Regions from separate parts of the Homo sapiens genome. Here all the other regions are linked to region 1. A link is a contact called in ENCODE Hi-C or POLR2A ChIA-PET data. All regions are on one chromosome and are shown on one strand. The core of a region is the stretch at or near the end of the contact, and the rest is flanking DNA. Distances in the headings are between cores, read along the strand shown.

Region 1 (2,956 bases), core at 175-2,674:
TGTCGGCCACACTGGAGTGCAGTGGTGTGAACTGGGCTCACTGCAACCTCTGCCTCCGGGGTTCAAGTGGGTCTCCTGCCTCAGTCTCCCCAGTAGGTGGGATTACAGGCACCCGCCACCATGCCCAGCTAATTTTTGTATTTTTAGTAGAGACGGGGTTTTGCCATGTTGGTCAGGCTGGTCTCGAACTCCTGACCTCAGGTGATCCGCCCACCTCAGCCTACCAAAGTTCTGGGATTACAGGCGTGAGCCACCGTGCCTGGGCTATTTTTAAAAGATGGAGAAGGGGCTCTGAGAGAAGTGAGTTGCACAGTGTTGCAAAAGGAATTCACAGCACAGCTAGTAATAATAGTAGTAGTAGTAATAATAACAATGGCGATGAGAACACTTAGTAATGCCGTGCTCTAAATCCTTTAGGAACAAAGGTTATACCACTTAATCTTCATGACCCTGTAAAGTAGAAACCATAGCAGGAGGCAGAGGTGGGCTTCACTCCCCAACCAAGGCTGCCAGACTTTTCAAACCCCAGAAGCTCTCTGTATCCCCCCACTCCTCTTCCATCCAGGGCTTGCCTCCTGCTTGGTCACTTCCCACCCCCAACAGGCCGGCCTTCAAAAGCGAGCTCTAGGCAGCGTGTGGGACCTCACGCCTGTAATCGCAGCGCTTTGAGAGGCCGAGGAGGGAGGATCACTTGAGACCAGTTCGAGACCAACCTGGGCATCATAGCGAGACCGCATCTCTGCAAATAAAATAAAATAAAATTAGCTAGGTGTGGTGGCGCGCCTGTAGTCCCAGCTACTGGGAGGCTGAAGTGGGAGAATCGCCTGAGCACAGGAGTTGAAGGCTGCAGTGAGCTGTGACTGCACCACTGCAATCCAGCCTGGGCGACAGAACGAGACCCTGTCTCTAAAAACAAACGCGCGCCCTCCGCCGTCAGGCTGGATGGAGGGAACCCAGGGAGACGACTTGGGCCTGAAGCCTCGCCAATTTCAGGTGAGGAAACAGGGCCGTGGAGGAGACAATGTGGCGATCACAAGCAAGCGGCGGCCCGAAGGAGGAGGCTAGACCGGCGGGCGCACAGCCACAGTTCTGCAGTGATCCCCGGGAAGGTGGGCAGCCGGCCCGGTGACCTGCAGGGTCCGAGCTGTAGAAGCCGCAGCCGCCGTCTCCAGGCGACTCCGCCACCCCCGGAACCACGCACTTTCATTTCTCTGCCGGGCGACCCAGCCGAGCCGCGAGGGGGCGTGGCCGGGCCGGGCCGTACCAAGAGCGCAAATTTGCAGGGGGAAGCGCGGGGCTCCGGGAATGCACGCGCGGCTCGAGTGGGCGGGGCGGCGGCCCAATGGCCACGCCCCCACCCCCGCGGCCGGCGAAGGCGGTGGTAGCGCCTCAGTGGTGTGGGCCTGAGCCCTGCCCAGGTGCCCGCAGAGAGCAGCCGGGCTGCCAGCGGTGAGTGCTATCTTTCGCGGCGACGGCGGGGTGGGTGAGGTCGGGCCCCAAGACTCGGGGTTTGCCGGGCGCCTCAGTTCACCGCGGCCGCCTGGCTCTCTGCGTCGGGGTGGGCCCTCGGGCCTGGGCACTGCGCGTCTGGCCCGACGCTCGGGCGGAAGGCATGGCTCCCACCCCGGCCCTCCTCCGCGTCGCCCTTCCCCTAGAGCTGATCTCCCGCGGCGGCCTGAGGGTCGACTTTTCCACAGCTTGGGCCGAGAGAGCCCGGCAGGCCCTCGGCTGAGGGTTAGGGCTCGGTATCTCAGGGCTCGGGGTCCAGTCCCCGCGCCGCCGCCCCCCACGGGCTAAGCCACTTTAACTCTCCGAGCCTCAGTTTCCCCATCTGTACGATGAATGGGCCTCGGGAGGCAGCGAATTCTGGGGGTACCTAACGTGAGAGGCGCTCGATGCATGCTCATGGGACCCGAATCTAACCCTGCAGCATCAGGTGGGCTGAGTCGATGGATCACGGGAGCCCCCCAGCCCGGCCTGCATCCCTGAGGGCAGTGCCCCTCGCAGTCAGGTGTCTCGGCGGCCCCCACAACACAGGTACCCGGATCTCCTGGGGGAGCCGGGACACCCTTAGATCGGGGGAGCAATTGGGTAAGAGTTCAAGGTCTCTTGGGCGCCAGGGGGAGGAGAGTAGAGGTTTCAGTGAGCTTGATTGACTTCGACTTTCTGCGTATTGTTTTTCAAAACGAGTTACCCTTGTGTAAACTGGTGACCACTAATAAGGAGTTTGGGGCTGTTTCAATGAAAGTGGCTGTCTCCTCTCTTAAACCCTTAAAGCTGCAGCCTTGCCTTGCCTTGCCTCTGAGCTTGGCCAAGCTGGAGAATGATGCCAGCACAAAAGGAGACAGGACTGGACTGGGTGGCCCTGGTTTGATTCTTGGCAAGCAAGATACCTCCTGGAGCCTCCGTTTTCTGATCAGTGGGTCTGGTAGTAAGACAGCCACCCTGCTCTCCCCACAGGGTTGAGATTCTGAGGATCAAGACAGGGTCCCAGAGAGTGGCATCGAGAACTTTAATCCTCCTTGTAAGCAGAACGTTTATGGAACCCTCTGGGGGATCCAGTATCCCCACCGTTGTTCACTGCTGTAATTCCTTGGGTCTTGCTTTATGGAGAAGGCATTGATTCATTAACCATTTGCAAGTTCTACCTACGGAAATCCCTTTTGAGTGGTTATGGGGTTGGCTTGGTCAGGAGAACAGCTCCAAAGGCCCAGTTAGTAAACCAGGGAACCCAGAAAGGTCCACTTCCTTTTTTTTGGGAGGAGGGCTGTTTTAGGAGTTCTTATTTTCCTTTTAAGAGAGTGGTTTTTGAGCTACTTATGACCTTCATGCCATCTAATGTTGGAAACTTTCGCTGAGCAGATAGCTTATTATAAAAAGTATTTGTACAACATCCGCATTTCAGAGAATGGGATGCTAGCTGCCAGTTGCGTGGTGGTGTGGAAACTTAGGAGTG
Region 2 (2,923 bases), core at 240-2,739, 79 kb after region 1:
TTTTCTTAGTCTCAGCCCATCTGCTAGTTGTCCCCACCCTACAAGGACAGACTCTTTCTCCTACCTTGAGTCTGGAGCTTAGGCCCCCAGGGCCACCTCCTGGACCAAGCAGGCAGCCCAGAGCCACCCCTCTATCCTCTCAGCTCCTCCTGCCTATCTAGCCTTCCAGTACAGGAGGAGCTCAGGTTCTCAGGAATCCCTGACATCTTCTTCCCAGGTTAAAGGTCATCAGGTTTCAACCCTAGAGCCTCCTGCTCTAAGGCCAGCCCCACTCCCTTCCCCTAGCACCTTTGGCCCAAGGATTCCCCAAGCACTTTGCCCTGGTAGGTGAGTCTCAAGAAGGCGCAGCCTAGAGATGGGGCAAGGGGCAGTGTGAGGAGAGCCAAGCAGGGGCTGTGGCCAGGACAGCGGCGGCCAGGCGGGGAGACTGGGTCTGCTCAGTCTCTGGGGAGAAGCACCAATGGCAGGGGCCTTGGCAGGGCCAGGGGCAGCTGGGTTTCAATGCCCACAGGAAGCAGTTGGAACCAGTCCAGGAGAGGCCAAGGGCTAACCAAGCCATCAGCTGGCCAGGGCTCTACTCTGTCTGGATCTTGTTTCTCATGCCCAGGAGGGGTCACCACGCCCCCTCGGACCCCAGCACGTGCCACTTCTGCCCACCCACAGCCACCGCCCTCTTCCCTGCCTGGATGAGGCCAACAGCCTCCTCCTCCCTGGCCTCTGGACAGAACAGCCACGGTGGCCCTGGGGAGCTCAGTCCAGACAATTCCTCCCGTAGCTTTCCACTGGCCTCGGAGGGACTCTGATCTCTGCCAGGCCAGAGCGTCCCTGCAGGGCCTAGCCCCGCCCACCCCTCCCACCCGTCCCACCCCTCCCCTGGTTCTCCTTGATGCAGCCACATGGGCCTGTCAAGTCCCCTCTTTCCTTCCAAAGGCCTCGGCGGCGCGCGGTATCCCTCTGCCTGGGGCGTCCCCCATCCAGGCCGAGGACACCCCCCTAAACGCTGCTCCCCCGACCTGGGCTGCCTCTCGGGCGCTGCCCGCTGCGCGTTTGCTGAGTGGCTGACCCAAGGCTGGGCCCGCCCGTGTGTGACTCAGGCGGCCGCTCTCTTCTGGGAAGGGACGGGGTCGGGGTCTGGGCCCCTTTCCAAGGCCCTCATTGGAAGCCGAGGTCGCCCAGCGCGATGGGGTCCCGCCGGGGTTCCCGGACACTGGAGGTGGTGGCAGTGGACACCAGGACCAGGGGCCTCGCCCCCCTTGGCAGTGACGCCAGGGCCCCGACCCCTGACCCTTAGCTCCCCACTGCCTGACCCAGGGCTGCCCGACCCTTGACCCTGAGCCAGCGAGACGCGGCTCGGGGGCGACCCGGCGTCCGCAGCGGCGCTAACCTGGATGTTCTGGAAGTCCTGCTGTAGATCCTCCCAGTCCCGCAGGCAGTCGCCCAGCGGGCCCGGGGGCGGGGGCTGCATGGCTGCAGCGCCAGTAGCCAGTAGTGGAGGACGGCGCAGCAACCCCGGCCCACCCGAGGCTCCTCCGCCACCGCCCCCGTCCGCTTCCGGGCTCGCGCCGCCACGGGCACCAATGGGGAAAGGCCACGCCCCCCACCCCAGCCAATCCGGGACAGGGGCGGGGTATGGGCGGGGCCGTATGCAAGGGCGGTTGCTAGCCCCGGGACTCGCGGCCTGGACCGGGACTGGGACGGCTGCAGCCCCCGGGCCTGGACTGCACTGACTGTGCCAGCCGCGTGGTGCAGCCAGCAGGGCTCTGGCCCGTCATGCTGAGAGCAAACCAAGGTGCAGGGAGGTGACACCTGCTTGCAACATTTTCGTCCTTGGGAAGCTGAGCCTCTTTGGGGAAGGGAGTTAGAGCTGCTTCTCTCGCTTGGATTTTTACAGCGGCCTCCTTTCTCCCTGCCTCACCTCCACTGTCCCTTCTCGCGGCCACCGGACTGCCCTTCCCAAAACACAAGGCTGATTCCCCATCATGTTCATGCTTAAAACTTTCCAGCGGCTGTGTCCTGCCTACCAGGAGGTCCCTAATCGGAGCTCTGCAGCCATCCCGGGCTCTGTCCCAACTCACACCCTGAGGAAAGCCAGGGCTGTGTGTAAAGCCGTTCCCCCTCTGGCAAAACCCCACTCCTCCTTGAAGGCCTGCCCTTCTGTTGAGGGGAATCCCCCACCCCCTCCCACCCCCATCCCTCCACAGAGCGCGCTAAGTGGTGGGACGGCATTCATCTCTCTGTTCCCAGCCCCACCCACGCGGTGGCAGGGAATGGTTGCCGAATGGACTTGGGGAAGGTCCTGCATGGATGGACATCCTAATCCCCTACCAGTCCCCTAGTCTGTGCCGTCTCCTGATGCCCAGTTTGTTCTGTGGGTGCTGCCAGCTTTGGAGAAGTGCATTTGGAAAACAACTTCCAACTGGGTGCCGTGGCCCACACCTGTAATCCCAGCATTTTGGGGAGGCCGAGGCTGGAGGATCACTTGAGCCCAGAAGTTCGAGACCAGCCTAGGCAACAGAGCAAGACCCTGTTTCTACAAAAATAAAAATAAATTAGCCAGGTGTGATGGTGCATGCCTGCATTCCCAGCTACTCACTCAGGAGGTTGAGGTGGGAGGATCGCTTGAGCCCAGGGAAGTTGAGGCTGCAGTGAGCCATGATTGCGCCACTGCACTCCAGCCTGAGAGACACAGCAAGACCGTGCCTCCAAAAAAAAGGAAAGGGGGTAAAAAAAAGGAAAACTTTTAAGACCTTAGGAATTTCTAGAAACGTGGATAGGGAGATGGGGGAGGGGGTGAGAATCTCTCCTTGGTGAACACAGCCAGGCAGAAATGAGTGGGGAGCAGGGAAAGAAAATCTGTTTCAAGGGGTGGATGGCAGGAAGCGCTGGGGATGAGGCAAGGGTGTGATCCCATTCTAGGAGCCTG
Region 3 (2,954 bases), core at 135-2,634, 72 kb before region 1:
GATGAGACCTACCTGCTTTGTGGAGGGTCATCGTCTTTATTCAAAGTCTGCTGATTTAAATGTTCATCACAGCCAGGCACGGTGGCTCACGTTTGTAATCCCAGCACTTTGGGAGGCCGAGGCAGGAGGATCGCTTTGAGTTCAGGAGTTTGAGACCAGCCTGGGCAATATAGCGAGACCCTGTCTCTACAAAAAAAATAAAATAAAGCCAGGCGTGGTGGTGTGAGCCTGTAGTCCCAGCTACTTGGGAGGCTTAAGTGGGAGGATCACTTGAGTCTGGAAGGTTGAGGCTGCAGTGAGCTATGATCGCACCACTGCACTCCAGCCTGGGCGACAGAGCAAGACTCTGTCTCTAAAATAAAAATTAAAAAAGTTAATCATGTCTGAAAATTACCTTCATAGTAGCACCTAGACTGGTGTTAGCATCTAAACTGATGTCTAGACAGGCACCTTAGCATAGCCAAATTGTCAGAAAATTAGCTACAACATAGATCTTTTGTCTGTGCCTCAAAATCCAGGTTTAGCAGCCCTGGGGAGAGAAAAAGCTTTTGTTTTGTCTTTGAGACCCACCTCCCCAAGCTTCTTTTTTTTTTTTTTTTTTTGACACTGAGTCTCAGTCTGTCACCTAGGCTGGAGTGCTATAGTACGATCTTGGCTCACTGCAACCTCTGCCTCCCGGGTTCAAGCGATTCTCGTGCCTCAGCCTCCCAAGTAGCTGGGACCACAGGTGTGTGCCACCACACCCGGCTAATTTTTTTTTGTAATTTTAGTAGAGAAAGGGTTTTGCCATGTTGGCCAGGCTGGCCTTGGACTCCTGACCTCAAGTGATCAGCAGACCTTGGTGTCCCAAAGTTCTGGGATTATAGGTATTAGCCACCGCGCCCAGCCTTTTCATTTTTTTTTTTTTTTCTGTCTCCGAAGACTGGCCTCTTTCCAGGATGACTTTCAGTGAAATTTCCACTCCTTTCAGGGGAAACACAACTCCCACCCACACTGATAACAGACATTTCCTTCTTGCTGCATCAGGATGATGAGAATTGAAGTCTGGTTTAACCCTGTCCTTAACCTTCCCTGGGGCCCTGGATGGGTAGTTCTGTAGCTCCCGGCCTCTTGCTGACCACTGGACCAAAATACACAGAAGAATCCTATACAAGGTAAGCATTTGACGGATACCTCTTAGGTGGCCTCAGCTTTAGGAAGCTTTATTGGATCCAAAAATAGCTTTATTTCCCCAGGCCAGCCTCCCCACATACCTTGCCTCCAGCTTAGTGTCACAGTGCCTGTATCTCTGTGCGAAGAGTGATATTGGGGTGTTTGCAGGCTGGACTCAGAGCTGAAAGTCTCCCTGCCAAGTAGTGAGCATTTCACTATTCACGGAGGTGCCCCAGGGGCCAGCAGAGAGATTTCCAGAACAGGAAACACCCCCGCAGAAGTGGAGATCAACAGTAACAACAATGTATATTTCTAAACAGAACAGTGACTCATATTAAACATCTGTTTCACAATAGGGCCTTATATGCAAAACAACCCTAAGTATAGAAGGAGCCAAGAAACCAAAGAATGAGGCAGACAAATCCAGTTTGTCATCACGGGGTGTTTCACTGGGGGAACTATGGACAGAAGCATCGTCTTGGATGGCCACAAGGCAGGTAGATCTCCATGCTGTTACATCCCAGACTCAGGAACTATATACCATAAGGAAAGAATGCACATGCTCCAGAAGGAATGTGTAGGAATTTGCTTAAGGGCAGGATTTACAGTAAGTAGGAGTTCATCAAGGTTGATTTGATCCAAGTGTTACCAGAAAGGGGTCCCGATCCAGACCCCAACAGAGGGTTCTTGGATCTCGCGCCAGAAAGAATTCAGGGCAAGTTCATAAAGTAAAAGCAAGTTTATTAGGAAAGTAACGTGGTGAAGGACACAGCTACTCCACAGACAGGTTAGGAAGAGGAGGAATGTGTCCACCCTGGAGACAATACTTGTTTATATATAGCATAAGAAAAGATTATGGGGAGATGTGTTCTGCTACAAGGGTTTGTGATAAAGGATTAATTTTCTTACTGTATTTCGCAAGAATCGAAATTATCGTAGGAACGCTTCTGTTGTCAAGATATCGGGATATCAGGACACTCCTAAGTCTGGGTCTGTTTAGTAAACATTGTCAATCTGTTCCCTTAACTGTAAACATCTGGAGGCTAGGAATACCTCACTTTCTGGGAGTGCGGCCCAGCAAGCCCCAGCCTCATTTTTCTTAGCCCTCACTCAAGATGGAGTCACTCTGGTTCTAACGCCTCTGGCATAAGGGCAGGATTAATGGTAAGTATGCGCTTTTATATAAGGAATGATAGATAAACTGGAAATCTTAGAGGCATTCTTGGAACCAGGGTTAATCAGAAGCCTAGCTTCCAAGATGGAGTTATTTCAGCCTCCACAACATCTCTTCAGATAGATGGGACTTCACAGATTTCCCCAAGAATCACGGATAGAATTGGTTTGACAAGTGTGTGATTACATAGACCACTTTATGGCTCCCATAGAGGCTGGCATGATGGTTTACGCCTACAACCCCAGCACTTTGGGAGGCTGAGGCAGGAGGATTGATTGAACCCAGGAGTTCGAGACCAGCCTGGGCAACATAGGAGACCCTGTCTTTATTTTGTTTGTTTGTTTGTTTTGTGTTTTTTGAGACAATCTCACTCTCACTGCCAGACTGGAGTGCAGTGGCACAATCAGCTCATTGCAGCCTCGACCTCCTGGTCTCAAGCAATCGTCCTACCTCAGCCTCCTGAGTGGTGGGGACTACAGGTGCTTATCACCACACATGGCTAATTTAAAAAAAGAAAATTTGGAGCTGGGTTTGGTGGCTCACTCCCGTAATCCCAATACTTTGGGAGGCAGGCTAAGGCAGGTGGATCACCTGAGGTCGGAAGTTCAAGACCAGCCTGGCCAACATG
Region 4 (3,177 bases), core at 64-2,563, 97 kb after region 1:
ACATGTCTGACCTCAGGCATGAGTCCCTGCCTTCTACGATTCCGGTGAAGGAATGTGGGCATGCGGGGCAGGGGACGGGTCATGGGCTTCCAAGTTAAGGGGAGGAAGTTGGAGGAGATGCCTGGCAGGGGTTGAAGGGAGTCACCACTGGCTGCGTTCTCTGGGAGATCCTCAGCCCCAGAAGGAGCCAGGGTGAGGCTGAGCTGGGTCCCGAGAAACCCAGCAGCAGAGGCTACCAGCAGCTCACACAGCCAGACGGGGCCAGAGAGCAGGCACTTTCCCACCACTAACACGCAGCCAGGCACACAGACAGGTCCACTCTGGGCCCTACTGCCAAAGGTACTCTGCCCAGAAGAGGGGAAGAGAGCAGCTGTCCTTAAAGCTAACCCCCATCCCTCCCTACTTTGAGTGCCCCCAGCAAACCCTAGGCTGCCCAGCTCTAGGGCATGGGAAGAGATGAGACTTGATTCAGATTTGAGGTTGGAACATTAAACCGCCCTAGCTTCTACTAGACTGTCTTTTTACTTCCTTTAACATTATTTCAAAACTATACACTAGTTGGCCAGGTGTGGTGGTTCATGCCTATAATTCCAGTACTTTGAGAGGCCAAGGCAGGAGGATTGCTTAAGGTCAGGAGTTTTGGACCAGCCTGGGGAACATAGCAAGACCCTGTATCTGCAAAAAATTTTAAAACTTAGCTGACTGTGGTGGCATGCATCTGTAGTCCCACCTACTCAAGAGGCTGAGGCTGGAGGATACCAAGCCCAGGAGGTGGAGGCTGCAGTGAGCTATGATTGCACCACTGCACTCCAGCCTGGGCAACAGAGTGAGACCCTGTCTCTAAAACGTATATATCGCCCAACTTCAAACATTAACAACTCATTGGCCAATTTTGTTTCCTCTATACCCTCACTGCCTTCTCACCTCACCCCAGATTATTTGAAAGGAAATTCCAGACATCACGTCATTTCACCCGTAAATATTTTGTTCTGTATTTCTAAAAGATAAGGACTTGTACTTTATAATAACCATAACAATGTCACTACAACCTTCGAAAAGCAACAATTCCTAAACACAGTCAAACATCCTGTGAATAGTCACATTTGCCCAGTCATTCTATACTATGATTTCGATTGAAGTTTTTTGTAACCAAAAGTGGCCAGAAAGTATGGAATCTGCTCACGATGTTGCTAAGGGCAGGAAGGGGAACACAGCTGAAGGCAACTGTTAGAAAAAGTTAAAACCACTTTCTGTTTACATTCCATTGTGTTCAGACGCTTCAATAAGCCAGACATCTGTACACGGCACTCTCCAGGGACCAGGCCCTGCCTGCAAATCTCTGCATAGTCTGGTGCTAGCCTTAGACAACTCCACCCAGTTCTCTTCCTCGAAATCTCCTCCTCCGTCAGATTTGGCTCTGGGAAGCTCAAGTGCCCCTTCTCTGGGCTCCAGATACCCGGGGCGTCCCTTGACACAGTCCAGCTTCCAGCCACTGCCTCCCCTACAGACAGGACCAGTCATCAGCAGAAACTGGAATCTCAAAATTGTTTTGTTTTGACAAAACTGACCATGAGTTGACAATGTTTGGAGCTAGGTGATGGACAAAGGGGTTTAATATCTGATTCTCTTTTTGTATTAAAAAATAGGCTGAGTGCAGTGGCTCACGCCTCTAATCCCAGCACTTTGGGAGGCTGAGGCAGGTGGATCACTTGAGGTCAGGAGCTGGAGACCAGCCTGACCAACATGGTGAAACCCTGTCTCTACTAAAAAAGAATTATAATAGAGATGGGGGTCTCACTATACTGCCCAGGCTGGTCTTGAACTCCTGAGATCAAGCAATCCTCCTGCCTTGGCCTCCCAGAGTGCTAAAACTACAGGTGTGAGTCGCCACACCTGGCTGATTTTCTTTTTGTTTTTTTTGGAGACAGGGTCTTGCTTCGTCAACCAGGCTGGAGTACAGTGGCATGGCAACGGCTCACTGCAGCCTCGACCTCCTGGGCTCAAGCAATCCACCCATCTCTTTTCTAAATTATTTTTTTGAGCCAGGGTCTCACTCTGTCACACAGGCTGGAGTGCAGTGGTGTGATCTCGGCTCCCTGCAACCTCCTCCTCCTGGGTTCAAGTAATTCTCCTGCCTCACCCTCCTGAGTAACTGGGACTACAAGACAGGTGGGCCACTATGCCCGGTGAATTTCTGTATTTTTGGTAGTCAGGGTTTTGCCATGTTGCTTAGGCTGGGCTCAAACTCCTGAGCTCAAGTGATCCATCCAGCTTGGCCTCCAAAAGTGCTGGGATTATAGGCGTGAGCCACCACAGCCAGCTCCATTTATTGATTTTTTTGTAGAGACAAGGTCTCACTATATTGCTCAGGCCGGTCTCAAAGTACTGAGCTAAAGCAATCCTCCTGCCTTGGCCTCCCCAAGTGCTAGGCTTATAGGCGTGAGCCACCGTGCCTGACCAATCCTTCCCACTTTTGTGTATTTTTGTATCCTCTGGATCCAGCTAGGATTTGTGGAATCAGACAGCCAAGAAAAAAGAGGTGGTCTCGAGCCGCCATGCCCCTGCCTTTCTGACCTTGGTATCGGTCCACCATCCAGCCTGCCCTCTGAATGGGTCCACCTTTGCTCACTGTTTCAACCCGACAGCCATCAGTTCCTTATAAAGAACTGTGGCCGGGCAGGATGGCTCACGCCTGTGATCCCAGCACTTTGGAAAGCCGAGGCAGGTGGATCACTTGAGGTCAGGAGATCGAGACCATCCTGGCTAACAGGGTGAAACCCTGTCTCTACTAAAAATACAAAAAATTAGCCGGGCGTGCTGGTGGGCGCCTGTAGTCCCACCTACTTGGGAGGCCGAGGCAGGAGAATGGCGTGAACCTGGGAGGCAGAGCTTGCAGTGAGCCAAGATGGCACCACTGCACTCCAGCCTGGGCGACAGAGCGAGACTCCGTCTCAAAAAAAAAAAAAAAAAAGTGGAGGAGATGGGGGAGACTGGGCTGCAGACATGAACTTAGGGCTGCCAGGAGTCCAGATCTAGTTTTTTTTTTGTTTGTTTTTGTTTTTGTTTTTGTTTGAGACAGTCTTACTCTGTCATCCAGGCTGGAGTACAGTGGCATGATCTTGGCTCACTGCAACCTCTGCCTCCTGGGTTCAAGCAATTCTTCTGCCTCAGCTTCCC

Evidence for each region. Hi-C counts contacts between places; a loop is a spot of excess contacts on that map. ChIA-PET counts read pairs that join two places held with the same protein, here RNA polymerase II (POLR2A). Pooled maps may share reads with other maps.
Region 2: a loop to region 1 is called in a map of CD8-positive, alpha-beta T cell, with 12 times the contacts of the local background. The contact joins the promoter of TMEM120A here to the promoter of POR in region 1. A Hi-C loop is called at or near these places in 50 of 168 maps with a recorded cell type or tissue (B cell, CD14-positive monocyte, CD4-positive, alpha-beta T cell and 29 more), 29 of 37 single-sample maps with no recorded cell type and 41 of 50 pooled maps. POLR2A ChIA-PET finds 5 or more read pairs at or near these places in 28 of 52 experiments (A549, AG04449, B cell and 24 more).
Region 3: a loop to region 1 is called in a map of CD14-positive monocyte, with 7 times the contacts of the local background. The contact joins the enhancer-like site here to the promoter of POR in region 1. A Hi-C loop is called at or near these places in 2 of 168 maps with a recorded cell type or tissue (CD14-positive monocyte and endothelial cell of hepatic sinusoid), 4 of 37 single-sample maps with no recorded cell type and 9 of 50 pooled maps. POLR2A ChIA-PET finds 5 or more read pairs at or near these places in 9 of 52 experiments (AG04450, GM12878, HEK293 and 6 more).
Region 4: a map of heart left ventricle shows a loop between it and region 1 (2.8-fold over the local background). The contact joins the enhancer-like site here to the promoter of POR in region 1. A Hi-C loop is called at or near these places in 5 of 168 maps with a recorded cell type or tissue (GM12878, IMR-90, ascending aorta and 2 more), 3 of 37 single-sample maps with no recorded cell type and 20 of 50 pooled maps. POLR2A ChIA-PET finds 5 or more read pairs at or near these places in 25 of 52 experiments (A549, AG04450, CD4-positive, alpha-beta T cell and 18 more).

What each region holds. Positions count from the first base shown.
Region 1 is chr7:75,913,731-75,916,686 of GRCh38, forward strand. It overlaps POR (cytochrome p450 oxidoreductase), which reads left to right and starts at 1,425. Exons shown (of 16, transcript NM_001395413.1): 1 at 1,425-1,449. MIR4651 (microRNA 4651) reads left to right here and starts at 1,467; the gene lies at 1,467-1,539. LOC124901680 (a long non-coding RNA gene) reads left to right here. Exons shown (of 2, transcript XR_007060393.1): 2 at 566-764. RefSeq lists an enhancer at 833-882 and a silencer at 1,143-1,632.
Region 2 is chr7:75,993,106-75,996,028 of GRCh38, forward strand. It overlaps TMEM120A (transmembrane protein 120A), which reads right to left and starts at 1,490. Exons shown (of 12, transcript NM_031925.3): 1 at 1,385-1,490. The coding sequence starts at 1,465. RefSeq lists silencers at 1,212-1,271, 1,282-1,731.
Region 3 is chr7:75,841,596-75,844,549 of GRCh38, forward strand. No RefSeq gene overlaps it. Among named protein-coding and RNA genes, the nearest start is that of CCL24, 29 kb to the left of the region's middle. RefSeq lists an enhancer at 1,338-1,557. Within about 2 kb of position 1,385, at least 13 of the 41 ENCODE cell types and tissues checked have a DNase peak (open chromatin) inside an H3K27ac peak, as active enhancers do; they include CD14-positive monocyte, GM12878 and PC-9, where a contact is called at or near this core.
Region 4 is chr7:76,010,373-76,013,549 of GRCh38, forward strand. The region is part of intron 5 of STYXL1 (serine/threonine/tyrosine interacting like 1); the gene reads right to left. Among named protein-coding and RNA genes, the nearest start is that of TMEM120A, 17 kb to the left of the region's middle. Within about 2 kb of position 1,314, at least 9 of the 41 ENCODE cell types and tissues checked have a DNase peak (open chromatin) inside an H3K27ac peak, as active enhancers do; they include ascending aorta, endothelial cell of umbilical vein and heart left ventricle, where a contact is called at or near this core.